Regions from separate parts of the Mus musculus genome. Here all the other regions are linked to region 3. Evidence: chromatin loops called from intact Hi-C (ENCODE). Cell type or tissue: heart. All regions are shown on one strand. Each heading gives the region's core, and the rest is flanking DNA. Links, peaks and the distances in the headings are about the cores only.

What was found. Hi-C counts contacts between places; a loop is a spot of excess contacts. Peaks named below come from ENCODE experiments on the same cell type or tissue, not always from the same donor. Only the 100,000 strongest peaks of a DNase experiment are listed, where the experiment ranks them.
Region 1: a loop joins it to region 3, with 2.1 times the contacts of the local background. A loop is called at or near these places in 2 of 42 quality-filtered maps.
Region 2: a loop joins it to region 3, with 2.8 times the contacts of the local background. A loop is called at or near these places in 9 of 42 quality-filtered maps.
Region 4: it touches region 3 in a loop (6-fold over the local background); 19 of 42 quality-filtered maps call a loop at or near these places.
Region 5: it touches region 3 in a loop (2.2-fold over the local background); 3 of 42 quality-filtered maps call a loop at or near these places.
Region 6: a loop joins it to region 3, with 3 times the contacts of the local background. A loop is called at or near these places in 4 of 42 quality-filtered maps.

Annotation. Positions count from the first base shown.
Region 1 is chr1:187,908,347-187,913,668 of GRCm38, reverse strand. It overlaps a transcript of Esrrg not described here. Among named protein-coding and RNA genes, the nearest start is that of Esrrg, 87 kb to the left of the region's middle. RefSeq lists an enhancer at 4,613-5,322. In heart, for the core only: no CTCF peak of the experiment used is centred there; a DNase peak (open chromatin) is centred at 2,748; H3K27ac peaks cover 2,469 bases.
Region 2 is chr1:187,134,656-187,139,977 of GRCm38, reverse strand. The region is part of intron 6 of Spata17 (spermatogenesis associated 17); the gene reads left to right. Among named protein-coding and RNA genes, the nearest start is that of 1700007P06Rik, 12 kb to the right of the region's middle. In heart, for the core only: a CTCF peak has its summit at 2,307 (motif pointing left); no DNase peak of the experiment used is centred there.
Region 3 is chr1:187,971,984-187,977,305 of GRCm38, reverse strand. It overlaps a transcript of Esrrg not described here. Among named protein-coding and RNA genes, the nearest start is that of Esrrg, 23 kb to the left of the region's middle. In heart, for the core only: CTCF peaks have their summits at 1,102 and 2,661 (motif pointing right); no DNase peak of the experiment used is centred there; H3K27ac peaks cover 1,831 bases.
Region 4 is chr1:187,449,911-187,455,232 of GRCm38, reverse strand. All of the region lies in intron 1 of Gm37896 (a long non-coding RNA gene), which reads right to left. Among named protein-coding and RNA genes, the nearest start is that of Gm37896, 4.7 kb to the right of the region's middle. In heart, for the core only: a CTCF peak has its summit at 2,846; no DNase peak of the experiment used is centred there.
Region 5 is chr1:187,916,760-187,922,081 of GRCm38, reverse strand. It overlaps a transcript of Esrrg not described here. Among named protein-coding and RNA genes, the nearest start is that of Esrrg, 78 kb to the left of the region's middle. In heart, for the core only: no CTCF peak of the experiment used is centred there; a DNase peak (open chromatin) is centred at 3,001; H3K27ac peaks cover 266 bases.
Region 6 is chr1:187,606,254-187,611,575 of GRCm38, reverse strand. All of the region lies in intron 1 of Gm36388 (a long non-coding RNA gene), which reads left to right. It also overlaps a transcript of Esrrg not described here. Among named protein-coding and RNA genes, the nearest start is that of Gm46176, 41 kb to the right of the region's middle. In heart, for the core only: a CTCF peak has its summit at 2,372; DNase peaks (open chromatin) are centred at 2,395 and 3,765; H3K4me3 peaks cover 3,891 bases; H3K27ac peaks cover 3,742 bases; H3K27me3 peaks cover 1,271 bases.

The DNA.
Region 1 (5,322 bases), core at 836-4,835, 64 kb after region 3:
ATTCATTATGAAGAAGACAGACGATAATCAGAAGGAGAGATAGCAAATTTTTTTTTCTTGAGGATAAGACTCTCATTGGTTGAACTGCAGCATCAGCCAGGCAATTTTACCATTAAGTCAGCAGAAGTGAGTTCTTACACGCTACGCCACTTACTAGCGGAGAACACCAGGCAGAGGGAAAAGAACACGCTAGAATAAATTGTGCATTATTTCTGGCATTAGTTAAAGGAACTGAGCATTATAAGAAAAAAAATACAGTACCATTGATTTTTACAGGTGTTTAATACAGATAAGCTGAAAAAAGGGTTTCCATTTTAAGCCCAGCGATGGCTAAAGATGCATTCAAATATGTTCAAAAGCAATCTAAAGTCTTCTAAAATGGTGTTTAAGCTATTCAGGCAAAAATGTAAATAGTTTTTGTCGTAGTACTGGGGAATATAGAACAAAAGCAGGGCCCAGGGTGCTGGCTCTGGCACAGGGCAGGCCACTGTCAAGAAGGGGGTCATTAAAACAGAGGCTCTACTGTTTATCTGCCGCCTGATCACAGGCTACTTAGTAGAAACATTACTACACTGTCCTTAGGAAGGTAGACAGAGTAATTACCCTACGTTGCTCTCAAGAGGAGAAACAAACACCCACCCACCCCACCCCCCAAAAACCAATCCGGCTAAGGAGTCAAGTATATGCTTAAGAAAGGTATTAGACAAGGAACTGAAATCCAGTATTTTAACCTTGTCTGCCTCCAGCTTATTTCTTTAACATAAGAAAGATTAAAAAAATACTAAATTAACATATTTAAGTGTTTTCTAAAGGTCCAGGGGGTCCTGAAACGTTATGGGACACTGGGATGGATCTCTGTGGAAAAGCATATATTAGGTGCATGCTGAGCTCCATGTCCAAAGCGGGAGTCAAAGGCGTCACTAAGGTGATTTCTACATAGTGGCAGAACAGAGCTTTTCTCCTGTCTCAGTAGGGGTGCAGGGCATCTCCTGGAAGTGTTTGTGGTACCACTGTTCTGACAGTGGTCAAGAGAGCAGGGCGCAACAACCACAGAGGCGCAACATCCACAGATGCGAAGAAGGATCGACAGTTCCTGTTTTTTCCTCCTTCTTTATTACAGGCAATTGCCATACACAATGGAACTTTTCTCCCTTAAAAATGTATAGCTGTCCCCTGAGAGGCACTGCCAGAGCCTGACCAATACAGATGTGAATGCACCCAGCCAACCATCAGACTGAGCACTGGCACCCCAATGGAGGAGTTAGGGGAAGGACTGAAGGGGCTGAAGAGGTTTGCAACCCCATAGGAAGAACAACAATATCAACCAACCAGACCCCCCAGAGCTCCCAGGGACTAAACCACCAACCAGAGAGTATACATGGAACGATCCATGGCTCCAGTTGCATACGTAGCAGAGGATGGCCTTATCTGGCATCAATGGGAAGGGACAGCTTGTTGCTGAACATAAGGGAGCACTAGGGCACTGAGAAAGGAGTGGGTGGGTGGGTGGGTGGGTGGGTGTGTGAACACTCTCATAGAAGCAGGGGGAGGGAGAGGGGATAGGGGCTTTGTAGAGGGGAAACTGGGAATGGGGATAACATTTGATATGTAAATAAATAAAATAAACAATTTTTTTAAAAAAGAAAAAAAAATGAACGGTGATAACTCTAGCGCAAACATAATCACCAAACCACACAGCACACAGGTCTCATTCGTTGTGGATGGAACCTACAGTTTCCTACATGTGGAGCAAGTATTCCACCACTGAGCTCCAGCCCCAGCCCTCCTCTTCTTCTTTTATTAATCATTTTATTCATTTATATTTCAAATGATATCTCCCTTCCTAATTACCCCTCCACAAAGCCCCTATCACCTTCCCTCTCCCTTCCTGCCTCTATGAGGGTGCTCCTCCACCCACTCACCCATTCCTACCTTACCTCTCTAGCATCCCCTCACACTGGGGCATCAAGCTTCCAGAGGACCAAGGACCCCACCTCTCATTGATGTCATATATGGCCGTCCTCTGCTATATATGTATCTATCCCTCCGTGTATACTCTTTGGTTGGGGGTTTAGTCTTTGGAAGCTCTGGGTGGTCTGGTTAGTTGATATTGTTCTTCCCATCGGGTTTCAATGTCCTTCAGCTCCTTCAGCTCTTCCCCTAGCTCTTCTATTGGGGTCCTGATGGTTGGCTGTGAGTATCTGCATCTGTATTAGTCATGTGCTGGTAGAACCTCTCAGGGAACAGCCATATCAGGCTCCTGTCAGCAAGCGCTTCTTGGTAAAGCTCTCCCACCAGCTCTCCTCCGTGACCTTGACGGGACATCATCAACTCTTTCCAATATCTCAGGGGACCTCATTCCTACTGATGTCACAGCTCGTGTCCTTACACAAACAAACAAGAGGGATCACAATTACCCCAAGCCTCCCTAGTCCAGACTGACCAGCATAAAGTTAGTGCCCGTTTTCTACGCTGAACAGCTTCAAGGGAAGGGCTGACTACATAAAAATAGAAAGAACTCTACAGGCAAGAACATCACCTTTATAATAAACACCAGGACAATTACAGAACATCGTGTTAACTAAGACAAAATAGAGCACCCAGCTGAATGGCTCACCACAGAGATGCACAAGCTGGCAGAGTGACCAGATCTCAGCTGGAGGGGTTTATGGACGGCGCCTAGTCACTAAAGGATCCCGTGAGCGGTGGTAGCTGACTCATGCACTGGAGATGCTGGGAGAGAAACCCCATGACTCACATAGCTTTGCCTGTTAAGCACATGACTCAGTCAGACAAGAGCCGGAACAGGAGATCAGCGGCCATGCCAAGCCTGTTGAGTGACACTTGTGGACACACCAAGGCTCAGCTGTGGGTGTCTCAGAATTTTCATACATAGGAGGTCTTCTAATGCCTTGTGTTATCAAGAACAGTAAATTACTAATAATTTAGGATTTTAGATACGTTTGTAATTGCAGGCCAGGGATCCGAGTCACCTCAGGATAGGTGAAAATATGTATTACATAATTGTAATGAATATTGATTTTTATTCTGACATAGACGAGGATGTGAGATCACAGGCTATAAACTTTGAAGCCTGGAAATTGAGGCTTCACTTCTTACCTGACTCAGCAGCATTTGCTCAGTCATTTGACTGCCCCAACCTTTAGGTAGCTCATCTGTGAGAAAAGAAAAGAAAGAGCAAAACCTGCCTGTCTTCAGCTTGCTAGAGACGTGAGATGCTCAGGCAGGTAGAGTTGAATGACAGTGTCCACCTGTGCTTCCGAACTACAAGGACACCTGTGGCACATTCTTTAGTTTTAGATGTAATGTGTGCTGTATAGAGGAGAAATTATTTAGTAAATTCATGTTATCTTCTTTGTGTGTTATGTGGTATGTTTTGTGTGTGTGTGTGTGTGTGTGTGTGTGTGTGTGTGTGAAATGTGTATGCATGTTCACATGAGTGAGGTACATGTGTGTGGCCATGTATGATGATGTAGAGGTCAGAGACTGATATGAGGTACCATCCTCAGTCATTCTCCATTTTCAACTAGAGCTCAGCTTGTACTCAGCTGCCTTATGGAGCAGCTTAGCCTGGGGATGCCCTAGCTCTACCCCCACACACTAGGATTATGGGAGCCCTCCATTTCCAAGGAGCACGTATGTGGGTTCTTAGCTCCTTCCACTGGGACAGCAAGCACTGCACTGCTAATTCAGCTCCCCGGCTTTCACGCTCACATTCTTGGGAAAGTACTCCGATTGCCCCTGTGAGTTTCAGGAATAGGTCTCCCTTGCATTAACTGGTGTTTATTAATGTGTTATGAACCTCTGCCGTGGCATCTGATTCACAATAAAGAGATTACGCATACTAATTTGTCATTTATTTTCCGATGCGTGCTTCCCTGCCTGCAGCGCCACTAATGTCTCAGGAGCACCTCAACCCAATTACTTCCCATTTTGCATTACCACCTAAATGTGCTAATGTGCCCAAAGGCTTCGTGAGTGTGCGCACGTGCGCGCGCACACACACACAAACACACACACACTCAGATCCTGACATAACTATGACAACATTGCTGTCAACTTCTGAGAAGTAATGCTCCCGCCCCCTGGACCACTGAACCATATCTAACAACCAACCAACTTAACAGGCTGAGCCCTGGACAAGAACAGCCAACTTGTGTTTATTTAGTATTTTTTTGGGGGGGGGTTGAATGGAAATTCCATCTGCAGAATAAAGTTCAGAATATAGAAGAAGTTGAAATACATAATGCCTACAAGCATAAACTGTTTTGTTTGTTTATTGAGAGAATTGTGTGTATGTAAATCATTTGATAACTGGCAAATCCAACTCTTTTTCCCAGTTGATAACTAGTCATTTAGACTAGTTAATACCCGGGTATTAACTTGCAAATGTATTTATGAGTGTTGATCTCACACATGATACACAACCCAGACATAGCCCATACCATTTGATGCTGCCTGATACACAGAGTTTTAACCTTTCTATGTTTTGCCACTTACTTCAGTCTTTCACTTAGAAGATGTGTTTTTCTCTAGAATTATTTCCAGCTTCTAGAATTATTCTAGAAGCTTCTATGTCTTTGCAGAAGACTGTAGAGGGCTTTCACCACTGTGAACAGTAAAATACATAAATAAATAAATAAATAAATAAATCCTGCCATATTTCGGCTCAGGCTCAAAGTTCATTTAAATGTCTACATCAAGTATAATCGTATCTTTTTTTATTACATATTTTCTTTATTTACATTTCAAATGCTATCCCGAAAGTTCCCTATACCCTCTCCCCCACCCCCCGCCCTGCTCCCCTTAAACATTCCAAAATCACCAAGCACACAAAACACAGATTTTGAAAAGTCCAATAGCGTTCTTAGTGCAGCGATCATGAGAGATGGTTCTCTGTTTCATTTATCATCAGCACAATGAGCGTGAGATGTATCAGGTCAGGTTGATCTGGGTGAGGCTGTGCCTTCCCACTGTTAGCCTAGAATAGGAATGTGAAGGGCCTGCAGGCAGAGCACCTTAGGTTAGTAGTGTAAAAGCATGAAGCTGGGGAAGACGAATTCTATTCTTGGCTAAGTGGTCTTGCGCTGAGCTGGTGACCTACTCCCCCAGTCTCTTCTCTTATAAAGTCAAAAGTGCTGCACATACAGAGGCGGAGCATGCAGAGGTTGATCGCTATGCAGCAGGCAAGAGCTAAGAGCCTTACATGTTTAGTCTTTCAAAGAGCATTTTTTATTACTCTCCTGACTTTACAAATTGGGGAATAAGATACAGAGAAGTGAGGGTCTAGCCTGAGGTCAC
Region 2 (5,322 bases), core at 796-4,795, 840 kb after region 3:
GATAGACATTGTCAAGTAAAGCTTTTTAACAAATTGCTTCATATGGAGAGATAAATGTGGAATTTAGAATATTTAGAAATGTATTCTTATACTTAAGATTTTGTTATGGTTGCTGAGAATGCATGCATTGTACATAGAATATTCTACCCAGAGAAATATGGTTTTAAATGTGTGAATTGGCTGGTGAGATGGCTTAGTAGATAAAGGCAGTTGCCACCAAGTCTAATACCCTTGGTTCAAGCCCCAAGAGCCTGATGGTGGCAGGAGGGAGCTGGCTCCTTTCTTTTATTTGTTTTAGTTATTAATTGAGGAGTAGAGAGAGCTCTTTACACTGTGGCCTCCATGCTGCTGACTTCACTGTACCCGGTGCCATTGGTGTTGGGACATTGCAGGTGAGGCTGTGTTGTCAGACCTCCTCCCTTGGAGAAGATTATAAAGATGTCAGAGATTCTATCATCCTGGTAATTTGGATTATGAAATGATGGTGATCTTACAATGTAACTATAGGTAACTAAGGAGATAAAAGGATAACCTTTGAACTTATGGAGGACCGCCCCCCCCCCAAGGGCAAACATCTTGGTGATAAAATAGAAGAGTGATACCACCTTATTGTCCAATCTGTTCATTGGTCCATGGTCTCGGATGCTGCCAAAGGATGGCAAATGCAAGCCTTGCTACACAGCCAGTAGATCCGGACTGCTTCCTTTGCTTCAGTGTTTGTCTCATGATCCACTCGAGGTAGAGCTTTCCTACACTGACTGTAGCCCCCAGCCTGTCCTCTGACTGGCATGTCTCTGAATGCCTACCCTCCATGGGTCCTGTGCTGGGAATTTAGTGCGTGTGTGGTTATGCTAGCAGATCCTTAGCCATAAGGAACATTCAACCTCATTTAAGTCGGCTGTCACACAAAGTTTTTAATGGGAGAAAATTGCTATCTATAAGCAGTCTCACTAAGATTAACAACCATTTTCAGTTTTGATTTTGCTGATACAAAAATTTTTTAAAATACTTTCCCTATATAAGAAACAGAAATATACACTCTATGTGAGCATTGTTTCTCATTTGCCTTAATGACTTGGCTATTGGGTGGAAATTGAACTTTGGATTTAAAAATATTCTTAGTTGTCAATGTTAACTCCCCCAGACCGCTGGTGTCTAGGATAGGAGGTTTCACTTCCAAAGACTCACAGTCTAATTGTCAGTAGCAAGGGAAAGTTCTTTTTTTTTTTTTTTTGTGAGAAGTTTATTTGTACACAAACAGTTTTGTTGAACTTTGTAAAAAGAATGTCATCTGTAGCATCTTTAGAAGACAACATAGTTTATTGGGAGTTTCAACAATTTAGTAATGGCATTATTAATTTGCACTGTACAATAGTAATGTGTTGACATTATATTCCTATAGTTTTAATGTTGCCTAATATTGTTAGTAGATAGAAAACATTAGGCAAACAATGCTTTGAAAACACTGCTGAATTTGGCAGAGCAAAATTGTGTTTATTAATTTCTACATTTAATAATTAATTCATTAATGCTATTTAATGAATTAATAACCCTAGACTGGTTATGCTGATGTATTGATACTTACAGGCATAATTTAAGCTTATTTTTAAGCCTATTTCAGTATGACTCTGATGTATTTTTTAAAAATAGTTTCAGGAGCTATTCATAGTTTTATTGTTATCTCATCTTTATTCAAGCAAATATGTTTGTGCTAATAGGAGTTACATGAGTAAATAACTAATATTGCAATGGGTGAATTAACACACCCCTCAGGGCTTTATTAATTAAAAAGTTCAAGTCATAGTAAAGTGCCTCTTTTATATGTTTATTTCAATCAGAAAGCCGAACATGGCAACTTATTTGCATAAATAATCAATCACCATTTACTAGTAGTAATAAGGTTAATTTGTTGCTGCAGACATAACAGGATTAGTCAATTATATTTCCTAGAAAATACTATTTGTTATGCCCCGCCACCTGAAAAGCAGGATTGTGTTCAACGTCCTTACTAAATGAACACATCAAAAAATTCCTTGTCCCTGTAAAATTTTTTTGAAAGGAAAGCTAATTTTAGTTGATTTGAATAAAGTAAAATGCAAGCAATGCCTCCATTTGTAAATTTATCTTTCTGCGAAGATTGATTATTTAATAAAGTTATTTATTTTGATTCAGTAACCAGTCAAACCAAATCTAACACATACAGGGCATATTTCCTTTGAAGAAAATCTCATTTACAGATTTGTTTTATTCCAAAGAACCCGACTTTCATTCCTTTGCCCTTGTTCTCAGTAATAAATTATGCTGTCTGCTCCACCTACTGGTGGCTGTACGCAAAGGCCTGTTATTGAATTCACTAAAGGAAAGCATTGCTTCCTGAGGCTCAGCCCAGTCACAAGGTGCCTGTAACACTCCAGATCCAAATGGCAGTGGCCGGTGCTTTGGAGATGAGCATCCTGTACAGAACTGTCCTTAGTAGTAATTGACCGACGGTGACTTACCTCATTTCCTGTTAATACGATCATAGGAAAGAACATAGAAACACAATATGGAGCAATCAATATAGCTGCATATTTTATTTTCTGTCATTTGCTAGTTAACGCATATGCAAATGGAAATTAAAAGTATTATAGAAATAATTTTCATGTCATCATTTACATAATATTTTTATGTTTTCCTTATCCTAGTAATTTTCACATGGGTACAAAACTAATTCTTATCAGTTTTGTGATTTTTAAAAATGCCCTTTGCTGTGATCATTATCAACAAACTATAATTTGATATACTTAAATCTTTTAAAAAAATAAAATGTGTACAGTAATCTTCTTTTCAAAACCATATCAAATTGAATTTATATAAGGAAGGAATACATTTTAATTAAAATTTAAACTTGACCTAGTTATAATAAACTGATAGGCTGTTAAATGGGAAACATGTTTAGAAGACCAAGATTATAAGATTAAAATGCTTTATTAGAAATATTTAATTTTTCTGAATTGTGTACTATCTTCTATTCTGTCCTCCTAAGACAGCAAGCTGAGAGGTGGTCTGCTTATGTACATTAAGGACTTAGTATGTGACATGTGGCTTGCACTTCCATCTGGAAATAGAGCCATGGAAAATGGCAGTCCCTCTGTGTACATGTGCCACTGTTTGCATGTGTAATAGTGTGGGTGCACCTGGGTCAGGTGTCTCGTGAATTTGGAAATACTGTGTTTGGACAGGCTTTGCTGTGGACAAGGTTCTTAGGCTAGAATACCCAGCCATTACGGGGAAGCTCAGGAGCAATGGTGTTGACACACGGCCATCAGTGGCTGCAGCACATGTTATGCCCATTGACCTTAGCAGCCACTTCGTTCACTCAGGGACAGTCTGGCTCCTTGTGGTTACTTGGCTGTACCCTTTCTTGGCTGCATGCATTTTGTCATGTGCCTTTGACTTTCTCCATCAGGCAGTTCTCCACTGCCTTCCACCTCAGCATTCCGTGTGTCAAGACAGCTTTCGCATGCCCATCTCCCTCATTCAAAGCAATGACAGTGTTCTCTAGAATTACTGTTAGTTAAGTCAAGCTCATTATACCAATGAGTTTACTACAGTCAGAGAAATCTTTCAAAAACAATAATATTTCATTTCCACTTGACATTTGTCAAGTTTGAAAGGTTCCATGTTCTCCATTTGATAGAATCCTTTGTACCCACAGATTAGCACAGCTCTCAGCCCTAAACAGAGAGATTTCTTTACATGGTTGATGACAGTGCAGGAACACACCAATGATGAGCATGTAGAGACTGAGTGTCTGCAGAGTGCTCAGCTTAAATGGGAGCCCTGCATCACACTCCCTTCCCACAAGGCTCAGGGGACACAGAGAGAGCCCGAGGTCAGGGAGGGCTGCAGTGAGCGGTGTCTTCTGCACATGAAGGACAGCTGCGCTCCCCACAGCAGCTGTGGTCGCCTGCATCAGACCTGCTTAAGGCAAGCCAGTCAACATTCTAATATAGAGGGGAGAGACACTCACAGACACCCCACTCCTAGCTGAGGCGCTTTGCGTAACAGATGGCTTCTGGGGAGGGACAGCCATAATTAAGAGTATGGCCTCTAGTTGGTCAGCCATGCTTCAGTTGGTAGCCCCACAATCATGAGTGTGCACAGATTGATCCCGATGGTTATGCAAAGAAATTTTTAAAAACAAGAGGACAAAAGAAGAGAAAGATGGGAACGGGGTTGGGGTGGGTCTAAAAGGATTTATGGAGAACTTGAAGGTATATATGATCAAGATATTTTATATGCAATTATGAAATTTTCAAAAATCTAAAACAAATATGTTTAAAACAACCCTTCCTTTTCAGCATAAACATTGACAACCCTCCGCTATTGCTTCCGCCCTGCTTCTCAGTCTTTCCTTCCTTTGCTCTTCAGTGTGGTCATCCCACCGCAGCCTGACATTATGCTCAAGAAAAGCTCACCAACAGGATTTTCTAACATATGGATGAAGCTGATTCCTTCTTACAGCTAGTTACAGTCTGGACGTTCAGAGTCCTGCTCTCATGCCAAAGGGCAGTTCCAACAACTTCCCACAATTCCAACAACTTCCCACAATTCCTACAACTTTTCACCACACTGACCTTTCCCTTTCCCTTCCTTTAAAGATGTTCTCGCCTTCCTATTAAACTGCGTTGTCAATGAAATCTATTAACTGTTCAGCTGTCCTTATTAGTGTAGACTGGAGAACACTGAGAGATTGTTAATAGTTCATAAGAGGAAAGGGGGAGAAATATCTGCCCAGGAGCCAAAGAAGCCCAGAGTTTGACGCAGTGGGAAACTTAGGGCAGATGGGAAGCAGTCTTGGTGTGTTAACACACTCAAGGAGTCCATGTACTATCTGGACAATAGAGTAGTTATTTATAGCTCTAAAGTGAAAGGAGTCAGACACAGGAGAAACCTGCCAGTCATTTTGGAGGGCTCACCACTACTTAATTTCCACTACTAGCCCCATTACACCCTGCACCTCCTATGTTTGCTTTCTTACTCACATATTCCCTGCTTCCGATTCTAAATTCTTTTGTGCTCTGTCATTTTGTTATGGCAAATTTCTACAGGAGCTTAAGAGGGCTTGGTAGTAAGATAATTGATAGTTAGTTTTGGGTAGTAGCTTTTGGAGGGTTATGGGGGACAGGATCTCACTGTATACACAGCCTAGGCTGTTCTGCAATTCAGTATGTGTCCCAGCTTGATCTTGAAACCACAGAAATTCTTCTGTCTTAGCCTCCTTAAGGGCTGGAATTACAGAAATGAACCCTCACGCTAGGAATGGGAGGTAGTGCTTCA
Region 3 (5,322 bases), core at 871-4,870:
GAGAAGGTGAATTCAGGTCCTTAGATATGACTTCTCATCTATGAAAATGGTAGTCAGTGTGACTCCAAGTTTGACACTCATGCGTAGGGGACCAAAATATGACTAGTGAACTCCACTCACATTTTCCCTTATGCTTGCATGACATAGATCACTCAGTCTGTCACCCTCATTTTGCCTCAGTGTGCTGTAACTGAATGAGAGGGGGATGCTATGGATCCTGTAACATGGAGTGATAGAAGTGGTCATACTCCTGAAAACCTTAGATGTGTGTGCTGAGATGGGGGTATCTGAAGGTATAGCTATGGAAAAATACAAATTACAAGAAGATCTCTGGGCTGAAGGTAGCTCAGTGATAGAGCAGTGGTCTAGAATCCAGTAAGTAAGTACTAAGAGCTATAGAATGGATGGGAGGGAGGGAGGGAGGGAGGGAGGGAGGGAGGGAGGGAGGGAGAGAGAGAGAGAGAGAGAGAGAGAGAGAGAGAGGAGAGAAGCAAATGAAAGCCAAAGCCATGATAAGCAATGAGTTCTCAACTCACTGTAAATATACCCTTGCTAATGCCTACTACACTCAATGGCTTATTTAAAAATTAAAAAAAAAATGCCCAGTTCCTCTAATCTGACCTATATCTTTTTATCCGGTTAGAAGAATAAAGGGCTTTCTTTAATCTTTTGACTGACACAAGACGGTCAGTCAAATGTTAACACCGATGCAGAGGCAAATACCAGACCATGAGTCTGACTATTAACAGAACTGTGAGTCCGTGTTTGCCACTTCCTGCTTCCGGTTTCCTCTGCAGCTCACCCTGACTAAACGCACAGGGGCCCCAGGCTCTCCTCTAGTGTTCAGATGCTTAGGGTACGCCAGGTAAATTCGGGCATTTTCTGTCTGTTCCCACCTCCCTGCTCCTTACGAGGCATCTATACTGTCTCACTGGTTCTGAAGTGAGATGATTTGGGAGGGCATCAAAGAATCAGTTGCATTTTGTGAACTTTTTCTCAGGGGCTCAGCTTTTGAGACCTGGAATGTGGCAAGGAACCCATGACAGGGAGGAATGGGCTTCGTGGAGAAACAGTCACAGGGCACATGCGCATGGCCTGCTGGGTGCACCACCTGTCCTTGCAGACAGGGGCAGAGCAGGCCAGCAGCCAGTCCAGTTTCATTGGCTGCTATGTGCCAGCAATCTTCAGCACCTGCTGACGTCAAATCAGTCATCCACCCCTTTAGTTTCTAACCGTACATGAGCTTTACTCCCATCCATTCTGTCTCGGGGTTGGGGCCAGACTACAGATGCCCCCGCAGCAGTCCGTTTGCAGAGGGCCTGCAGAGCTAGGGTACCTAAGCATCTTTTTTGTATTGTTCCACCATCACTTAGGCATCAATTAGCTGGCCTCCACGGCGCACCGCTGCTCAGGGCCGGGTGCCATCCTGTGCGCTGGGCAACCAGACAGGATGGTCACTATCCTCTACTGTTTGTCCTGTCTCTCAGGTTCCCTGAGACCACACTGAAGCACCTGTTATAGCTGTTTCTGCTAAGCCAGGCTGCATTTGTCTGGCTGGATTTGGACTTCCTGGATCTGTGACTGAATACAAAGTGATTAGAGTCCAGTGTTTGGCAACAAGCACCAAGGGAGCGTGCTGTGTGGGTCTCCAGAGCACAATGTGTTCTTCAGAGCTCCACGTGGGGAGCGCCCTGCTAGCGTCCCTGTGCTGAGGAGATCAAAATGGACGCCTTTGTCATCAGCTGCCCACCAGCAGCTGTTTAATGTAATTCCAAATGATCCGCCTGAATGACGTTGTCCTGCCTTCAGTAATCTTTAATTTTGTAAAACACATAGCCGAGGAGTACCAGTTTCTATGTTCCTGGAGCTTTTAAAATACGTTTCTGATCCTTGTGTTTGCTGTGGGGACAGCAGAGTAAAAAGTAAAAAATCAACACTGAGAAATGTCAATTAGAGAAAGGGGGAAACAAGAAATCGTTGCCCACATTACACTAGGTCCAAGCATGGGGTGTCAGCTGAGAGTTATGAAACCAAGAAACAGTGAAGAAAGTGGATGGACTGGAGGTCCCTCTGCCAGGACTAAATTGAAAGGTGTCTCTTGTAGTGAGTGGCAGGTCACACCTGAAATCCCAGTGTTTCTGGAGTTGAGACAGGAGGATAGCCACAAGATCATCTGCTTCAGCTCGAGCTAAAATAGGAAACCTGCTTTATAAGATAAATAAAGGCAAAATAAAGGTAGGCCATATTTCTTCTGAAGAATAGTTCTTACGATAATAAATGTAAGCGTGGCTGGGTGGGGGGTTAGTAATTTTGTTCTTCCATTTGCTCAATGATAGTGAAGTGCAGAGCAGAGAGCACTCTAGCCTTTCTCTGCCCTCCTCTCCTTCTCCTACCCCTGTATTCCTAGCTTCCTTCTCTACCCATCTCCTACTCTCTTCCTCTTTCCTTTCATTCTTTTCCTTCTCTTCCCTCACTTGCCCCTCTTTGTCCTTCCTTCCTTCCTTCCTTCCTTCCTTCCTTCCTTCCTTCCTTCCTTCCTTCCCTCCCTCCCTCTTTCCTTCCAGTGCAGTCCTGATTCGCAGTGGTGGTCTGTTTACATAGCAAAGGCTGCCAAAGCTCCTGTTCTGGGGTTTGCATTTCTTCCTTGAACAACAGAGGGCAGTGGCGCTTCTAAGCTGGCCGCCATTGCCTGGGAGAGCGCAGACTGCTTGCTTTCTGCTCGTGGTAAGCCTCCCAGCTAGGCCATTTCTCCACTATTTGCGGCTGACTCCCTCGCACTCCTCAGAGGGCTGCCTCGGTTCTTTCTCTGCCTATATTCCACCCCTAGTTTTCAAAGCACTGCTTTATAAAGTTCTGTGGTTCATCAAGGGCTCGTGAGATTTTTTAACCATCAGACTGAGATTTTGATTACAGATGCTCAATGCACATCTACTTCCTAACACCACTTAGATACAGTTCATCCCAAGATCCTCTACTACCAACACCTAGACCTAAAAAATAAAGTTCCTTAGCTATGTATGACCCTCTATGAAAAATCCATGACTTAACTGTGAACTTTTTTTAGTGGCAATTTAGCAAATGTCACACATGAGGAAGTCCACAGGCAATATGCCACTACTTGTAAAACACACTGGGATCTCTTCCTTTATGATAGAGCTTCCCCCGACCCCTACACCCTTAACCCAAAGCCATACAATTTCAAAGATTTCACTTGAATCAAATGAGAGACACCATTCCTTTCCCTGATGCAAGGAAGAAAAGCACACAAGTGAAATGTGAGGCAAAGTGATGGCTGTCTGTTTAACCATTTTCTCACGGCTAAAGCTTAAAAGCTAAGACAACCGAATCAGGAAACTATTGTTTTCTGAGTGGTTCATCAACCCACACAGATCCATCTAGCACTGCAAGAGGCTTTCACGGACTTCTCTTCTAAAATGTTCGCCCATCCCTCTCAGTGCTTTTTGAAGGCAGATTTATTTCTTAGCCTGAAGTTAGTGATCTCAGCGTTCCAGATCGCAAAGGCACCCAACACGAAAGAGTGGATGGATGGGTTATTCTTAGTCTCCTTATGTCAGGAGGAGAAAGGGGGCAGTGTGTGTGTGTGTGTGTGTGTGTGTGCGTGTGTGTGTGTGTGTGTGTAGCAAGCCATGTTCTCTGGAAATTGTGAGTTCAGATGGGACTAATTTAGCAAGGTGGTTGTGTTAGAAAAAAGACCAGAGAACAAAACTAGTAGAGTTCACATCCCTAGTGAAAGATACTACCAGGCAGCATCTTAGGTGTGAGGATGTCAACACAGTTCTCATTCTTCCAACTTGTAACAACCTTTGATGGGAGGCTGAGGGGATGGCTCAGTGGATAAAGCACTTGCTGTGTAAGCATCAAGACCAGAGTTCTGGTCCCCAGAATACACGAAGGAGGTAGGTATGTAAGTCACCTGTGGTCCCAGCAGAGACAGCACATCCTGGAGCAAACTGACTAGCTAGGTTAGCTGAAACTGGCCATCTCCAGGTACACCGAGAGACTCTGTTTCAAAAGATTAAATGAAGAGCTATCGAAGAAGACAGTGTAGTCAAGTTTGGTGCTACGCATAGACACAGGTGTGTATGTACACATGTGGGTCCAGAGGCTTACCACATCACAAACTCACATCACACACCCATACACATACAGGAAGAAAAAAATCAATTAAAAAAAATTAGGAGGAACAACAAACAAACAAACAAACAAACAAACCCAAAAGCCCTCCTTTTACTATGGAAGTAGAGAAATGTTCTCATCAGTTCACTGCAGCTCTTTCCCTGCACTTTCTCTCTCTTCCTCACTCTCCAACCATCCTTCCCCATCATCACTCCAAGCTAGGAGCCATGCATGGACTGCCCTGCATCTTTCTTCTGAGTTTATAAATAAGGCCCAGAACGGGCTCTACTAACCCACTTGGGTTTTGCAGCGGCTCCTTATTTCTGGGAAAAGAGTATCAGGTTGAATTTTTCTTCATTTTGAGATGGAGCTGTATCTATGCTGTGGCTGAGCTTGCTGGCAGCCAAGTGTACTTCCGATTAGAAAGCTTCATAAATTACAAACCACCAGAGTACGAGTCATTATGTAGAATGGGCCTGGCCATCTGGTCAACCACTTTGACATGCTAAAGGCCATCATCTTGGCCCCATGGTTTGGTTACTTCAAGAGGACTTCAGCCACAGGAAAGAAAATAGATGCTTTTACTTTAAGTTTACTTGGCTTTTAGACTTATTTTATTCTTCTATTTGGGGGCTGAAGATTGAACCCAGGTCCTCCTGCCCACTCAGAAAGCACTTTGCCCACTGAGCTACCAGCTAACATCCTTACAACCTCACATGGTCTTTCAACCCCGGGTTATTCAGGTACTTCAAAAGGTGGCTGTTGTTCCCATTTAGCAGATGAACAACTGAGAACTCCAAGAATCAAGGGCTTGATGTGCACATGGCTTTCAAACACAAAGACATTTGTGAAACACGGATTGCTTCTTGATTTAGTAAGCAGAATCAGCATCCTCCTTTCCCTGCTTCCTCTCTGCACCAAGAAGCTTCACATATTTCAAGTTTCTGAAAAGTTCCACAGTGGTAACAAGGGTGCTGTGCAAAGGGGGTTGAAGGAGGGGATAGGTCTCTGATAGAAAGAATGACAGGTAGCAACTGAACACAGTTCAGCCCAACTGCTATAGGAGACTGGAGGTGGGAGTTCCTCTTCTGAAAATCAACAAAAGGAATCAATTCTTACATTTTATCTTGCTTCATTTGCTTATTATTTATGTGTGAGGGGCTGGGACACAAGCACTGTGGTGAG
Region 4 (5,322 bases), core at 838-4,837, 520 kb after region 3:
GGAAGCGAGAAGTTGCCTAGATCTTACTCAGCGCTTCTGCTCCTTGCCCGCACCTCACTCTGCTCCCAGTTTTTATCTCTTTTTATACCTTTTCATATTTGAAAATTGCCTTGAAGACAAAAATTTTTAAATGTCCACTCTTAAAATTCTCCACCATGGCTGCTTTGCGTATCATCCTGTTCTCATTAAATGTTTCCAAAACTGATCAGTAAAAATAAGCAACGCTGAGGGATGCCGGGAACCAGGGCTTATGGTTTTATCAAGGATGGTGGAACTCCCCAAATATACACATATTTGGACTGGGTGAGGAGCAAGACTTTTAAAGTAGGGCTGACCTGCACAATCAAGGTGGTTTTTGCCTTTTGAGTTCATCTAAAGGCTGACCTTAAATTTCCTGTTTCCTAACCGTATCTTCTCTGAAGAAGAGGTGCTAAAAAAAAAACTACTAGTTTCTCTACTTCGAACATCTATGTCCCAATAACGGTGATCTTCCTGGGTGAAGAGATGGCTCAGTGATTAAAAGCCCTGGTTGCACACTACTAAAAAGAACCCAGCCTAGATACCATACTGGCTCAGGACTGGCTGTAACTCCAGTCCCAGGGTATCTGACGCCCTCTTCTGGCCTCTGGCAATACTGTATGCATGTACCTCATACAAAGGCAAACATACAGGGAAAACACTAATGCACACATACACAATAACTTTAAAGAGAATAATAGCTTAGTCCTTGGGGAATTTGAATTGGAGTCCTAGTTGTATAGTTCTTACAAGAATTCTCATCGTGCATTAGACCTCTATTTAATGGGAGTTATTAAGAATACCATTTTCAGCTACTTCAACATTGTTATCTCTTGAGACAGAGTTAGGCTGCTCACTATGTAGCCAGGCATGGCTTCGAACTCATGATTCACCTGCCTTCATCTCCATGCTGGAATTACAGGTATATGCCACCATGCACAGTTTACGTCGTGCTAAGCATTAAACCAATTTAATTTTTTTTTGTTTGTTTGTTTTTTGTTTTCGAGACAGAGTTTCTCTGTGTAGCCCTGGCTGTCCTGGAAACTCATATTGAAGATCAGGCTGGCCTTGAACTCAGAAATCCGCCTGCCTCTGCCTCCTGAGTGTTGGGACTAAAGGCGTGCACCACCACACCTGGCTCAACCCAGGGCTTATTTCGTGCTAGGCAGGCACTCTACCAACTGAGCCTCATTCTCAGCTCCCCAGCTTTTATTTTGCATGAGTGTTTTCCTTCTCATATTGACAAAGTTTAAAAAGACTCCCCGGGCTTCCCACCCACACTCATGCTACCATGTATGTGGTGCTTAGCCTGAAGTGCATTCCATCACTTGATCTTCTTACAAATGTCTAATTAGAAGCATTAAGATGGTTTGGGAGGTGGTTTATTATATGAAAATGTGTCCTGCTTAGGCACGAGGACCCAAGTTTCAACACACCCAGACCTACCTGCACATTTCTATAACCCTAGCACCGGTCAGGGTGGAGACAGAAGACTAGACGGGACTTGCTGTCCAGCCATCTAGGCAGAGAATTCAGGCTCCAAGTTCAGTAAGAGACACTGTCTCAGAAGAATAAGGAGAAGAGTTATACAGCCAAGCATCGAATATTCTTCTCTGGCCTCTTCACCTAGACTTGTGCACATGTCACACATGCATAAATCATGCACAAGTGTCCCTCCACACAAATAAATTACTAACAAAATTAAATCATTTTTTAAAATTAAGAAAATGCATTTAATACATACTAATTTTTTCTGTGATGATATTATGTATAATTCCATATATATTATGAGATTCTTATAGAAAAGTGTCATATTATGTGAACAGATATCTAATTGAGACAATTTAAGGTAGAAAGAATCCATTTTGGCTCATGACATCAGAGGGTTCAGCTGGAGGTTACATCAGCCTGTGTACCTGGATAAAAGATACAGTGGCCGTAATGTATGACATCACAATTCAAACAAAGGGGTGCTCTGTGGGGGCTGCCTGACATCTAGAATTCGCATCTAGATTCACAGTCAGAATCTGCATCAGCAGACTCACATTGAAAATCCACTCCCAACCCCCACTCGACCTGAGATGCACTCTCAGGCCTGTTTTCCAGGATCACCCTGCTGCCTTCAAACCCAGTGCAGAGCGCCCACTGTAAATTATTCATTTTGAAGGTTGGATAATGCATTTGGTGCATCCAACATTCGTAATAAACAACCACACTTAGAGCACAGGTCTTCATGCCAGAAAACAGCCTCCTTCATCTTAATCTTCTCCTTCTCCGTTTGCACATCGTGTTCCTCGGGCACTTTCTCACACTTCCTTCCCTTGTTAAACCTAAGTGTATGGGTAGGGCAGAGCGGGCGATGCTCTTGCAGGCATGCCCGTCACTCTAATGATCCTTACCTCCTCTTGTGCCAATCGAATCTGGGAGATGAGAGGATTAGAAGGTCCCACACGCTGCAGCACAGCTTTGAAGGACAGTCCGCTATGCCGTTGTTCTTCTCCCACTCATAAACAAGTGTAGTACTCCTGTCATGGCAGGCACTGGGTTAGCCTGAGAGTGTTATCAGCGAAAATTTAAAGCTATCCCTCAGTGGGTCTTGCTGTGCTGTGGGGGAGATCGTGTGCAGAAATGACTTCACTCTGTGTGTTCCTTTCTATGGTGGACATGTGTCGGCTGTGTTTTAACCCAGAAGAAAACCCAAAATGGGTGACTATGACAATTAATATAGATTTGCAGCTCAACGGGATTTAAAATTACCTAGATTGCAATCCCCTGGGCATGTCTGTGAGGGAGCATGCAGATTGGATAGCTGAGGTAGGAAGCGCGCCCCCTGCCGTGTGGATGGTAACATTACATGTTTAGGTCCCTGATCAGAATAAGAAAGAGAAAGCAGGCTAACACAAACCTCTCTCTGCTTTTCAACTGCAGATGTACTGTGACCAGCAGCCTCACTCCTGGTCTCCATGCCTCCCCCAACCCGTGACAGACTGTCTTCTCAAACTATGATCCAGAATAAGCCCTCTCTCCCTTTAGTTGCTTCTGTCATGTAAACCCTCTGTGTTTTGGTTAATAAAGTTTGGTGTGTAATCAGCTGCATTCTCTGGAGTTGTGTGTCGATGCCACCTTATACGGAACTGCCTCTGGGGACACAGAAAAGAACGAAATAGAATTTCTAGAGCTGTCAGACCAAGGTAGTTTGCTGAGATGCCCAATGAAAGCTCAGGATTGCCCTTCCCTCCTCCACATTGAGTATTGTGATCTAAAGGAGAGGAAAGTTGGATAGCGTGATTAAGAGCATTCTTTGGGCAGCTCTAGTTCTTAAGACTCTATAAGATGCGTACTTCTGAAGGTTTTTTTTCTCCCCTCTCCAAGTCTTACAGATTGTAGCTATCATTCATGTGCCACCCTAAACTCTAGGGTTCACTGATTACAAAATACAGCATGGTAGCTGTTCTCATGGACTTCCCTGGGTGTGTAAGAAACAACTCAAAACCCACAAAACAGTTAACTGGTATTGCCAAAGGTAAAGGGTTCAAAAATGTCTCAAAAACTCATTAAAATGTCCCGTATAACATGAACTTAGCTGCAGCTTTTGTATATTTGAGGTGATTTACTTCTGAGGTGTTGAGTCAAGATCTTACTATGCAGTCTAGGCTGGCCTAGAAACTCACTATGTGGCACAGGCTAGCCTACAGCTCTCAACAATCCTCCTGCCTCAGCCTCCCCAGTGGTAGGAGTACAGGTATGAGCCACCCATCTGACCTAAGAAGACTGTTTATATACTAGACTAATAAGGCATGTCTCTTATTTTAGATTCTATTTGTGGGTGTTGGGGCACTATGTACATACACATGGAGAACAAATTGCCAGAGTCAGTTCCCTCCTTCTATATCTTGTGGGTCTGGGAAATGAATCTTAGCTCATCAGAGGGACCACTGAGTCACCTTCTCATCAGTATCCTTTTAACTGAGAACATGGTGGAAGGTACTGGAGTGTCAGCGGAGGCTAGGACACGCATGGGGTAGGAGAGAGCTCCGAGGAGTCTCTGAGCACCATCTGTCTGCTCCTCCGACAAGTTCAGAGCCTTTTGAGTGTTCAAGATACTACGGTGGAAGCAACCTCTACTCTGTAGCAATGTCAGATGCAATCAGAGCTGTGGTCCTGAGAGATAACTGACCTGACAGAAAGAACTCACTCCTCAGGCAGCAAGCGGACAGCTCAGAGGTAGCAAGGAGATCAGGGCTTCTCAGAGCAGGCAGCACAGCCCCGAGAGCTTCCTCCCAGCCAATGGGCTTTGGTGACAGAGCTCAGTAGGAGGAAGAGATGGATTTGAATCTGAGCAGCATTTAAATCTGAGCTTAGAGAAGCTAAGGACTCCATCTGCAGTCACAGGACACCTTGATAGGAACATCACAGTGTGAGGTGGACAGAGGACACAGTACCTAGAGGCCAGCCACTGCATATTTATAGTGATAATTCCCAAAGTTTTGACACTGCTGGGGGTCAAAGGAGAATAATCTCCAGGCGCTGTGGTGTGCATTTTCCTCAGACAGTTTTCTAGAAAAGCTGACAAAATTTTCTCACTGTGATCCCAACAATTGTCTGTATCTGTTATCTGACTACAAAACAACATTCAAACCCAGCATGGGAATACATACCATCATCCTGCCATTCGGGAGGGAGGATAAAGAAAAAAAAGCCTAGCCTGGCCTCCTACCGGGTGATACTTTGTCTCAAAAAAGAAAAACAAAACCAAACACTGGCAACAACAAAACACACTTGAAAGATTTACTCTGCACATTTACATGTGGCACATGCCTTTAATCTCACTGGAGAAGTTGGGGCAGGAAGATAGTGAATTCTAGGCTCGCCTGGGCTACATTGTGAGTCACTGTAACAAAACAAACAAAGGAACGAATGGATGAGTGAACAAAAGATTCTGTCTAAGTGACCCACTGAAGGTCAAGGTGCAATGGGGGCTGGGCTGGAAGTAGAATCAAGTATTTCTGTCTTGTTAGGTCTTTGCAGTGCTCCAGGCTACTTCTTATTTAAGCCTGTGTTCTCTAGAACTGCCAAGTACCTACAGAGAACTTCTCCTTGGGTGAGTGTGGCAGGCTAGAATGCAGGGGTGTGGGGGTGGGAATGTGATTGGTCAATTTGTGAACTGGACAGTTCAAAACAAGAGAGGGGAGGCCCGATAGAGGAGGATGAATATCCTCAAATTTCCTCTTCCTCTCCGTTCTCAGCAGGTCTTAGCAGCCCCCGTTTCAGGTCTGGTTTAGTGCCAGGTGCACATGTTAGAGG
Region 5 (5,322 bases), core at 694-4,693, 55 kb after region 3:
AGCACCACACTTGGGGCTTTATATCCATTTATTTCAGCAACTGTGTGATCTAGCTATTTTTAAAAGCACTTATCAATACAAAACAAAAGCTAAGAGAGGTAAAACATTCCTGAAGGAAGAGCACTCACTCTCTTTGTGTACGGAGGTGGGTATTATCAGTCTTGATGATCACTCCTGTGTATCCTTCAACAAGCTCTGCTACAGGGCATGCTCAGTAGTGACCTATACATGGGTGAGTCTGTATTTTTGGGCTTGCCTTTGTCTGGGATGTGAAGGTCCAGATTCTATGAGATCAGCCTGAGGGTTTGCACTTTTAAAGGAATGAGTGGCAAACTGGAGTCAGGTGTGCTGGTTCCATCGTACAATCCTAGCCCCTGAGTGCCTGAGACAAGAGGACTACCATTGATTCAAGGCCAATCTAGTGAAATCTAGGCCAGCGTGGCCTCCAGTGACAGAAGCCGATGAAGTAAACAAGCCAACAATGGTCCACAGCCCTGGAGTGTGAAGGATTGTGGGTCAGCATCATCTTCAAGGACTGTGGATCCCTCGGGGTCCTTTGCTGATGGCCTTGGGTAAGGACATGGGATGAACATGGGGGAAGCCAAAGGCCAGCCCTCTCAGAGCTGTGTCTTCAACTTAGGAATATGGCGAGATTCTCTGATTCTTATAAGAAATTATACAGAAGAACTGAATTTATTATTTTTTTAAAAGCTATTCATTCTTCAGGTCCCACATTGACACCTGATATCTTCTACAAACTTTCTATTCATAGTTTTCGAAATAAAGGCTTCCATGAGTGTCTGTGTACAAGTTCATCTCTACTCCAAAACCAATCTCTGGCTCTCAGTGAAATCCACTTTCCCCATTTAGAAGTAAAAACAGCCATGGTCACAACTAAACATCAGCCTGATAGCAAGAACCAGTTGGAATTTGAATATTTACTAAAACCATATCAATTTTTGTTAAAAATTTTTTTAACCTGCTTGTCCATTGCCCCTCTGATGTTTTGCTGGAGGGAGGGCTGCAGAGTTGCCTGGGCTTCAGTCCACCCTCTCATCCTTTAGTGGCAGCTTTGCTCACACAGGTCTGTATGTGGGACCACCATGTGATTAATAGCCTGCCAACTGTGCCCATTTAAACACCTTCCCTACATTATGTCTTCCTATGTTTATTTGTTCCTGATTTTTCTCTGATCCTTATTGTTCTCCTCAGCAGAAATTACCTGCTGTTAGGCTCTGCTTCCTAGTCCCAAGCCTGGTGACTCTATCCCACTGTGTCTTGTTTGGAGAATCTGTGGTTAAATGGAAAGTGGGGAAAAGCCAGTCGGAATTAAGTAAATAAATGGCCAGAAGGATTGGGCACAGGTTAAGAATCCTTCGGTAGTTCTTTCTTCTACCTAACTTCCCATTCTATAGCCACACTTGAGAGAGAGAGAGAGAGAGAGAGAGAGAGAGAGAGAGAGAGAGAGAGAAGCAATACAAAAAGAAATCAGCACCCACACACTGGTATGCCAGCTGTTACACCAAGCAACTGGTCCATTTTCTTGTTCTGCTGAACAATGGATCTGTATTCAAATACTGACAATTATTTTGTCAGTTCTTCGACAATTTAATTCATTAATTAATTTACCTAGTCCCTTTTCTCGGTGTGGCTAGCCATGTCTTGTCAATATCTCGTTAAGGTGGAGCATGGGACAGCCTAAGGACCCTAGGCTGGCTGCCAAGCTTGCAAGAGGCTGGTGCTCAGCTAATGAGAATGGTTTTCTCTGCCTACAGTGGAGCTTGACTTTACTAGAGGCAGGAGCCACAGAAGGATGCTAACAATGAAGCTTTCAACTTGTACTGAAGAGAAGGGGGCTCACCCTGTGCCTACATTTTAAGGGGTTTTGGTCTTGGCACATCACACCCTTGTCATTTGCCTTCTGAACAAACCCTGAGATTTCCTAGGAACATTAGCATCTTGGTACACTGAAATCACAAACCCTTGTACCTTTAAAGGGGCTATGGAAGATTTAATCACTTGGAGAAACAACCATTTCATTGCTAGGTGATATAGCACGCACGCGCGCGCGCGCGCGCGCGCGCACACACACACACACACACACACACACTCAAAATGACCAAACCAAATCTGCTGCATGCATTTGTACTTGCAAAGGGTCCTTTCCTTTGAAGGGGTGATAAAAGAGGGATAGACACACCGTGCTTTGGTGTGGATGTCTGTATCCCACCCTTTCCCCCATCCCTACCTTCATGTGCAAAGCCAGCCACTCTCTCCTCATCTCATATCCATTTCCTAAGCCAGGTTCCCAACTCTCCTCTCCAAGTCCAGCAAGCATTTGCACACAGCAAAGCACTATACTCACAATTTGAGGGTGTGTAATGCCGTTGTGTATCTAATGGGAAAACTGTTGCTTTCCTTCCTGTTCAAGGCGGCAGTGGCCTCTCAGTGCAGCTGGGGAAACTGGAGAGGAGGAAGTCCTTCCATACCATGCACTGCGTGGGGAGCTCCATTCCCCAGGAACCAGGGTGCTCCCAGACAGCACCGATGGGTGTTTGACACGTGTCTCTGATATCAAAGTCAAACCAAGAGCCATCAAGAGGGCAGATCATCTAAATTCACTGGTGGCAGGAAGCTGTGTTGCCGGACATGTAGAGTCATATCCCACTTAACAGGGAAGATGCTACAGACATGGATTGGAACATACCCACCAGACCCTGGTTCACCTAGTCCAGCAGTTAGCGAAGGTTCCGAGCCCTGGATAACTAGACCACATATGAGCTCTGCAGCCGGAGCGTCTTTTCTTTTGCTGCCTTTTAAAATAAGTGCTGGATGTTTCTTGCTTGGACAAGACCTCTGTTCCATTGCATCAGACACCCAGTAACAGGATAGCTTTAACCACTGTGAGAATCAGAAGCCCAGGCGGGTCACAAGTGAAATGCTCTTGGCTGCCAATTGAGATTGACATGTGCTGTTGTCAGGAACATCACACTGTCCAATTTGGCCAAATTGGCAGGCTCAAGAATAATCCAAGGTACAGTCTGTCAAATGGAGAGCTAAGCAATGAGCCCTTGGGAATGACAGGCAGCTCCATCCCTGTGGGTTAAAACACCTTTGTAATTGGAAATGTTTAAAAGGAGTTTTAGTTCGAGGTATTTGGTTTTGTTTGGACTCCGTTTGTCTTGTGGTAGACCTGTTTTTAAAGCACTTATGTCCAGAATACTACAAAGAGCTCTGCATGGGGCATTTTTAGCAGGAATCCAAGAGTATATAGGGTGGGAAGGAAAGGTGTCAGGAGGTTTCTAGAACTTGCTTGGAAGATCCTAACCTGTAATAGCTAGGCAATAGCTTCTCTTTGAGGCCATCCTTCTGTCCGTCTGCGGGTCTGAGGAGCCTAGATGCTCTAATTGAAAGCCTGTGTACTCAGCAGAACACATCACTCTACTGTTAACCCCAGCTTCCTGCAAGGCTGCCTCCTAACAGCTCTGTCCTCTGCCTGTAGGATGTGCAGGCAAGTGGAACCATCACAGGCACGGAGTGTGAAAGGCCGCAGCCTTTGTCTTCTCCAAGTTCTGTCTGTTTCAGAGGCTAACACGCAGCAATTAGTCTAATTAATGTGAAACAATGAGCTGTGTTACCACTTATCAAATTGATTGTTCCCCTATCAAAACAAAACAGGCTGGCTTTTTGATGTAATTTCAAGAGATGATTTGAAATGTCATGTTACTGCAAGCCAATTACGGTATGACTGGAGTCACGGTCAACAGAATACATAATTAGCATGAGTTTGGGAAGGCTGCTTAGCCCTGGTATGTTAATTAAGCCTCTTTTGTCATAAAACAAAAAAGGTTGCATGGGAGGGTTTGAAATAGGTGAGTTTTTTTTTTTTTTTAATTTACTTTTCTTTGTGCTTATCAACTGGAGGCATGACTGTGCAGAAGAACAGACCGTTTTTAATTCCACTACTACAAATTAATACACAGTAACAAGGTCACCGGTGATGCCCAGGCTGTGGACCATCCACCTCATTCTAGTCCCGCCCCCTGTGTGGTATTGCTCCGGAAGTGAAATGGAGCTGGAGGGATCGAGAGTGTAAGAGACATCAAGATCCTTGAGCTAACCTCTAATCCTCTTCCGGGGGACTCAGGGATTGCACAGCACTCTGTTGGCAGGGGAATTGCATCCAGGTATCATCTTTCTGTTGTTGTCTTAAGAATTGGGGAGAATAAACCTATCATGAGATGATGACTCAGTCTTTACCTCCCTGAGGTACTGAGGGGATGCGTGCCAGCTAACCTGTGGGCTTGGACAGAAAGCTGATCTGTAAAGCCAGGGCTCTGTGGGGAACTCTGTCACTTCGTCTTGGTCTCAACACAGGGTAGGTTCCCTATACTTGATGAAGGAGTGAGTTCCATAGATTTCTTGAACTGCAATGCCTGCTGGGAGATCTCAAGTCAGTAACAGACCAGTAAGAGTCAAGTTCGTAGCCGCCTCGAGCTTTAGATTCTGCTTCATGTTTCAGTATAGTAGGGACTGGCCTGGAGGTTTCTAGCATTTTCTCTGGAGGCTTCCAGTATTTTCTCTGGACCCTTCTAGCTTTCTGGACAATCCTTACTTTTCATTGTCGGTATAAAGGCACATAGGAGGCTCTTTCAAGCTTCCCACCCTTTCTGTGAGAAATGCATGGATATTTTGCCTAGGAATTGTTTTCTGGAGGTTGGCTATGCTTTGGTGTTACACTTATATTGGCGTAGTCCCCAGTAGTCAAAAAGGGGCTTGCGATATGCCTCAGCCAGGACAGTGCTTGCTGCACAAACCCAACAACATGAGTTCAATTCCTGAGACCTACATGGAGGCGGGAAAAGAAAACTGACTCCACAAAAATTGTGCTCTGACTCACACTTCCATATCACAATGCACAAAAAATATGTAGTTTAAAGAGACAGAAAAGTGTTACATGCTGTTGGAAGATCATCAAGTTTAGTCCGGACTTTCTGACCAGTTTTGTTTCTATTTGTCAACATAGTGTTTGTTTGTTTGTCTTAATCTCTGTTCCCAATGTGTATTAATAAAACATTAATGAGTAAGATAACATTGGATGTGTTGTTTTGTTTTGCTTTAATTTGGGGGAATTTTATTTGTTTGTTTGTTTGTTTTCCACAAACAATGGATGTCTAGCTTTGGTCTCAAAGGGAAAGGAGGATTGAAGCAGCGCTCACTACACTAGGTAAGGAAAGATGGTTCCTAGCACCTGCTTTAACTTTCCAGCAGCATCTTTCTGTCCCTTTAGCCAATTAAAAGTCATCATGACCCCTGACTGCA
Region 6 (5,322 bases), core at 740-4,739, 370 kb after region 3:
ACAGGTCTCCCTGCCCACTACCTTTCTTACCCTGACTGGTCCTCCTCTGGTCTTATCTGCTTAGTGGAAATGCCACGAATATTTCGCACTCTGAAGGAGAACTTCTTCACTAAAGACCTGTGGGGAAGGCCCAGGAGGTTGGAAGTCATCTCAGGACAAGTGCAGAAGACAGACCTGAACCTGCACCAGGGAGCACAGGAGCCAGGGATTCCAGCAACAGCACAATGGCATGAAGTTATGCCAAAGCAAAGCTTCGTAAGGTCATATCCAAATGCCTGGAGGAGCTTGCGGATCACAAAGTTGATACAAGCCAAATGCTTTGGGGAGGTCCAGGAGCCTGGTGGGCTGGATTCAAGCTCAAGAACCAGGAGGGGTGCTTGGCTTTCTCCATCTCTAACTGGTGTCTTCTAAGCAAGGGACAGATAGGAAAGGTTCATGTCCTGGGGGTAAGGAAAGACTTGATTTATTGGTGGCCACTGCCCTCTCTAAGGTTTCTGTTCCTTTCAAAGTCCATGCAGAAGGAAAGCAACCAGCAAAGGGCCATTCTGTTTTACAGAGGCCTGACTATTTTCATTGTGCCTGACTCCTCTTTGTCCTTCCCTTCTTTTTCTCCTCCCTCCCTCCCTTCCTCTCTCCCTCCCTCCCTCCCTCCCTCTCTCCTTCCCTTTAGGCACAGGGCAAGTCACTCTGACAATTCAGATGAGGCATCTTGGGAGGGATAGGAGAGAGGTAGGTGGAAGAGAGATTAAGACAGGGCTTCTACTCGCAGATTTGTACAGTAAGTGTCAATGCTACCAGTTTCCTAACCATAGTTCCAAGATCTGCATGGGGATAGTGGCAGAAACTGGCTTTTGCTTTTGGCAGAGGAACTGCCAACTGTCTCAAGCCGGCTGGGGTGAAAATCTGGGCAGATCAGAACTAGGTGTGGGCACCCACTATCCAGCCTGAACCAGACAGGTCCTGCAGTGCGCAGACTGGAGGGAGGCGGGCAGGAGGCTGGCAACACCCAACATGCCATCCCTTTGTTCTGTGGGCAGTGGGGAAATTCTGAAGTGCAGAGAAGGCCCACTCATAGGGCACCACCAAAAGTCTGAGCTTAGCCTTCGTCCTTCCCTAGTCTATTGCCAAAGCAGCCTTGGCAACCTTGAGCGGGACGAGTTCCAGGAAGGATCCTAAAAGTAAGATCCAGTATATCTAGGGGAAATTGACGAATTGCTTGGAGGTGCTTGCCACGGGGGGGGGGGGGGGGGGGGGCACTAGGCAAGGACATGCAGCAGGGCAGGGGCGCAGATCCCAGATTGTACATTTCCTGGCTCCTAACTCCCCGCGCTCTCGTTTTCCTCCAAACTGATAAGAGACCAGTATTCTGCTGTCACAACCTTCCCTGCATCGCTCTCCATCTAGACCGTGACTCTGCCAAGATTGCAAAGGACACTTTGACACACCAGGAAGGAGCCACAAGCGGGCCACAGCGCGCCTGCGGGAAAGAGTGTCTGACCGAGGCTGAGAGCATACAACCACCCAGAGCCCGCCAGTCCACGTCCACGCATGCCTGAGAACTCGTCTCGCCCCGGGGTCGGGAAAGCTTTCCAGACTCACTACCTCCAGACTCTTGATTTTTAACACCATAGAAACCTAGTCTGAGGCTCTGACGCTTAGGGGAAAAAGGACAAGGTCAAGGTCTCCCCATAGCCACCATCTGTCCCGCCTTAAGCAAGATCTACCTGCATCCATTCGTTGGAAAATGGATGATAGAGTCCAGTGGGCCTGGCTGGAGCTGGGGGACCTTACCCTGACTCTTTCTGACCAGTCCCGGACCACAGCTTTCCTTTCTTTCCTCTCTCTTCTGCTCAGTGGTGATTCGAGGGGCTATGATTAAGACCAACCAGTGATCGCACGGCGGCCGGCGGCCGAGTGGCTCCAGACCGTCAGGCTACGCGGGCGCCGCGGCCAAAGTGACTGAGGGCAAGGTCCTCAGATGGACGCACTTCGTCCCCTCCCCCCTGGAGGACACACTTGGCGGGATCCGGGCGCCCTCGGATCGGAATCTCCCCGACCGGCCCCGCACAGTCTCCCGCACGCACCGCGCACACACCCGCCTCCCGCCGAAAGGCCGTTCGCCTCTTTTCTCTCTAGAGTCTAGAAGCAAACTCGGCTTTAAGTTGACAGCAGGCTAGAGCGAGGAACTGGGGTGCGAGGGGGTGCGCACAGAAATGAAAAGGGTGTATGTGTGACAGCAAGAAAAGAGCAAGTTAGAGCGCCCGGCTGGAGGTCGGAAGGGACAAAAGCTGGGGACAACGCGACCGGCGAGGTCGCCGCGGCAAGCGACAGCGCCTCCCGCGCGTACCCGGAGGCTGGGCGCCAACTCACAAGGTCCCTCGTGCAGAGCCGCTCTCCGAGCTCTCGGGAGTGGGTGGCTTTGGGGGTCCCCGAGGATGTCCGCTTGGTCGCCGGCTGCAAGAGGGGAAAACCAACACAAAACAAGTCACCGGAGGCCAGCGAGACTGTCCGCCAGGCGCCGCGGGAACCTCTCGCACTCCGCACCAGGAATCGGGCACGGGGTTCGGGCTGCCGGGCGTAGACTATAAATAGCAAAGTTTTAGATTGAGTCAGCTAACAAATGAGAAGAGCGATTGTAAATGTGTGAAGGTCCCTCCCCCACCCCCACCCACACACCTTGGGGAAAAGACCCGACATTCCTCTTCAGGCTCCTGGCACCGGTTGCATTTTAATATCTCCAGAATTTCCAGTAGTTTTGTTGCTTCGCTTCATGCTTTCCCCTACTGCCCCCTCACCCGACTCGCTGCCAACTCACGAGCCAGGAAGGGCAAATCCTCCTAGTATTGAGAGAGGGAGAAGGCCCGGGGCGGGTTTCCCCCAGGACTGGGCGAGCCTTAGCCCTTAGGGAGACAGGAAAACTGCCAGGACTCGGGGTTCACTTGAGGTACCGGGACAGAAATTTGGGCAATCCCGCATCTGTGAAGGAATTGCAACAGGGTGAATTTAGAAGCCACCAGGGTAACCTGGAGGGCAGGGTTGTCCTTCCCGACCCAACAACGACCTCCAGTGAGAGCGACCTCTTTCGGTTAGTTTTCTTGAACTTTGAGCCCCGGGAAGGACCATGGAGAGCCAAGTTGGGGGGTGGGGGGTGGGGGGTGTCTTGCTTTACAGATGCAGGTTTTTCTAGCAGCCGGGCTACGGAATGGCACCAGCGGGTCCTCCTCGCTTAGCCCTCTCCAATCTAAACTGCCCCTGGAAGCAGATGCCTTTTCCCATGGGTTCACACCAGACATCAGGAACAGGGCCATTTGTCTAATTGACCGAGCTCATTGCACGCATTCACCTTTCTCGGGTCCTTTGGCCCGGCTGGGATATGGGCGGAGGTGAATGTCTTAGTTCGATATTCATTTTTATCTTGTTTCCTCAAAGATTAAATCATTGCAGACAGGAAACATTACACACTCCAAGCCCCCTAAGCTCACGAGGTTTCAGCTTTAAAGCATTGAGGGATGCTGCACAGAAGAAGGGATCCAGGGTCACAAGAAGTAGAAACGTAGGTTGCTGTGCGAATTGTGGCGGGAAGAAGAGGGTTGAAGGTAAACAGGGTCTGCCCTGCTCGCTTGGGAAGAGGCCTGCGGAATCGCGTTGCCCACTGAGCCCGAGGAGGCCTGTAGCTGCAAGAGTAGCTTGCAGTCACCGCACCCCCATAGCCCACCTCCCCTAACAACTTCCCGCCCTCCCTCTGCCAACGAAAAGGTCAAATGTCCTCGGTGCGGGTTGCGAGCTGGGAACCTCCGTGGGTAAATGTCACTGTCCTCAACTGCGCTTTCCAATAGCCCATCCTGTCAGTTGTCACCTCAGGATCCCTAAACGCATTTGCCCAAGAGTCCAACCTGGCTAGGACCCAACGGAAAAGGACAAAGGTCTAAGGAGTATTGGGCGTCCCACAGTGTCCACAGCCCACGAGTCCACTTAGGCCAGCGTGTGCGCGTCCTCTCCGCCAGCCTCTGCCAAGCCTGTGCTCCTGCCCTCCCACTCGAGCTTTGGACACAACCGCGCCGGCCGCCTCAACATCCTTCCTTGTCTGGGGGGTGGGGGTGGGGTAGAAGTCCTTCCCGGGCGCCATTTGGTCCCGGGCCCCTGCCTGGGCTCAGAAAGACATTGAAGGCGCCCCAAGACTGGGACAGAAGCCAGGAAACGCGGGATCCCCCGCCTGACTTGCGCACCCAATGATACGCACCTGTCCTGGCCTTCCCGCCGCGGTCACTGAACAGGTTGGGAGCTGGGCCTAGAGCTCACAGCCTCCAGCCGAGCCCGCCCTCACCCTCACTCTCGCCCTCACCCTCCTCCTCCCAACTCGCCTTGCCTTTCCTCTTTGGGAAGCCTTGCCACCAACAGGGCAGTCCCCCACCCCCACCCCCCGGGGCTGTTGCTGTGGGCTAAGGTTCTCAGGCTGCTGTGAGACTATCTCTAGGCTGTGCGACCCCTTGGTGAGTCCACACCAAGGGAGCATCTTTCACCGTCTTCTGCTCCCCGCCCCAACCCCATCAGGTCCGCAGGTGTCCTCCTGCATCCTGCCTTAATATCCCAGGCTTTGGAATTGAGGAGGTGGTGCAAGGAGAAAAGCTGGGAAGACTTGCAGGAAGAGTGTGGGTGTTCCAGACTGTTTTGAGTGTGTTCATTGTAGGAAAACGGGCCTTAGGGTGATGAACTTGATGGACGGACAGACAGCGTCCCCATGGCTGCCCCCATTGCCGGGTTCCCGCCTATTGTTTTATGCCCGGGGGGGGGAAAAGCTGCCTAGCGTGATAGATCTCTGTAGATCCCATCACTGGAAGAAAAATCCTGCTGATAACGATTATCTCCCGGTCGAGCTATCTTGCCATCACCCCAATTCATCTCCTTCTCGCTCCAGCCCCTCGGGGAGACAAGGAGGGTGAAGAGCTAGAGGGAGGATGGGCCAAGCTGCTGCCCTCGGATGGAGCAGAGAGGGAGAAGCGCCAGCCTTTCCGCTCCAGGCTTGGAAGAGGGGACTGGGAGGGTTTTTCTCCCTGCCAAGCCTCGCGCATCTCGGATGATTTTAGTCTGGTGCTTCGGTCTACCCATATACATTTCCAATCTCATGCCTCATAAACTATTAGCAAAATGGTTTCATTATTCACCTTCTGCATCCTACAAAAGGAAAAAAAGAAGGGGCTGGTGGGAGTCGGACGCTAGTTAACTAAGAGACTGTGCAGGCTTAAATCATGGCTCCTTCTGCCTTCAAACTCACACCCAACAGATTGGTCCTTTCCGAAAGAGGGATCTATCTCTGATCCCTTT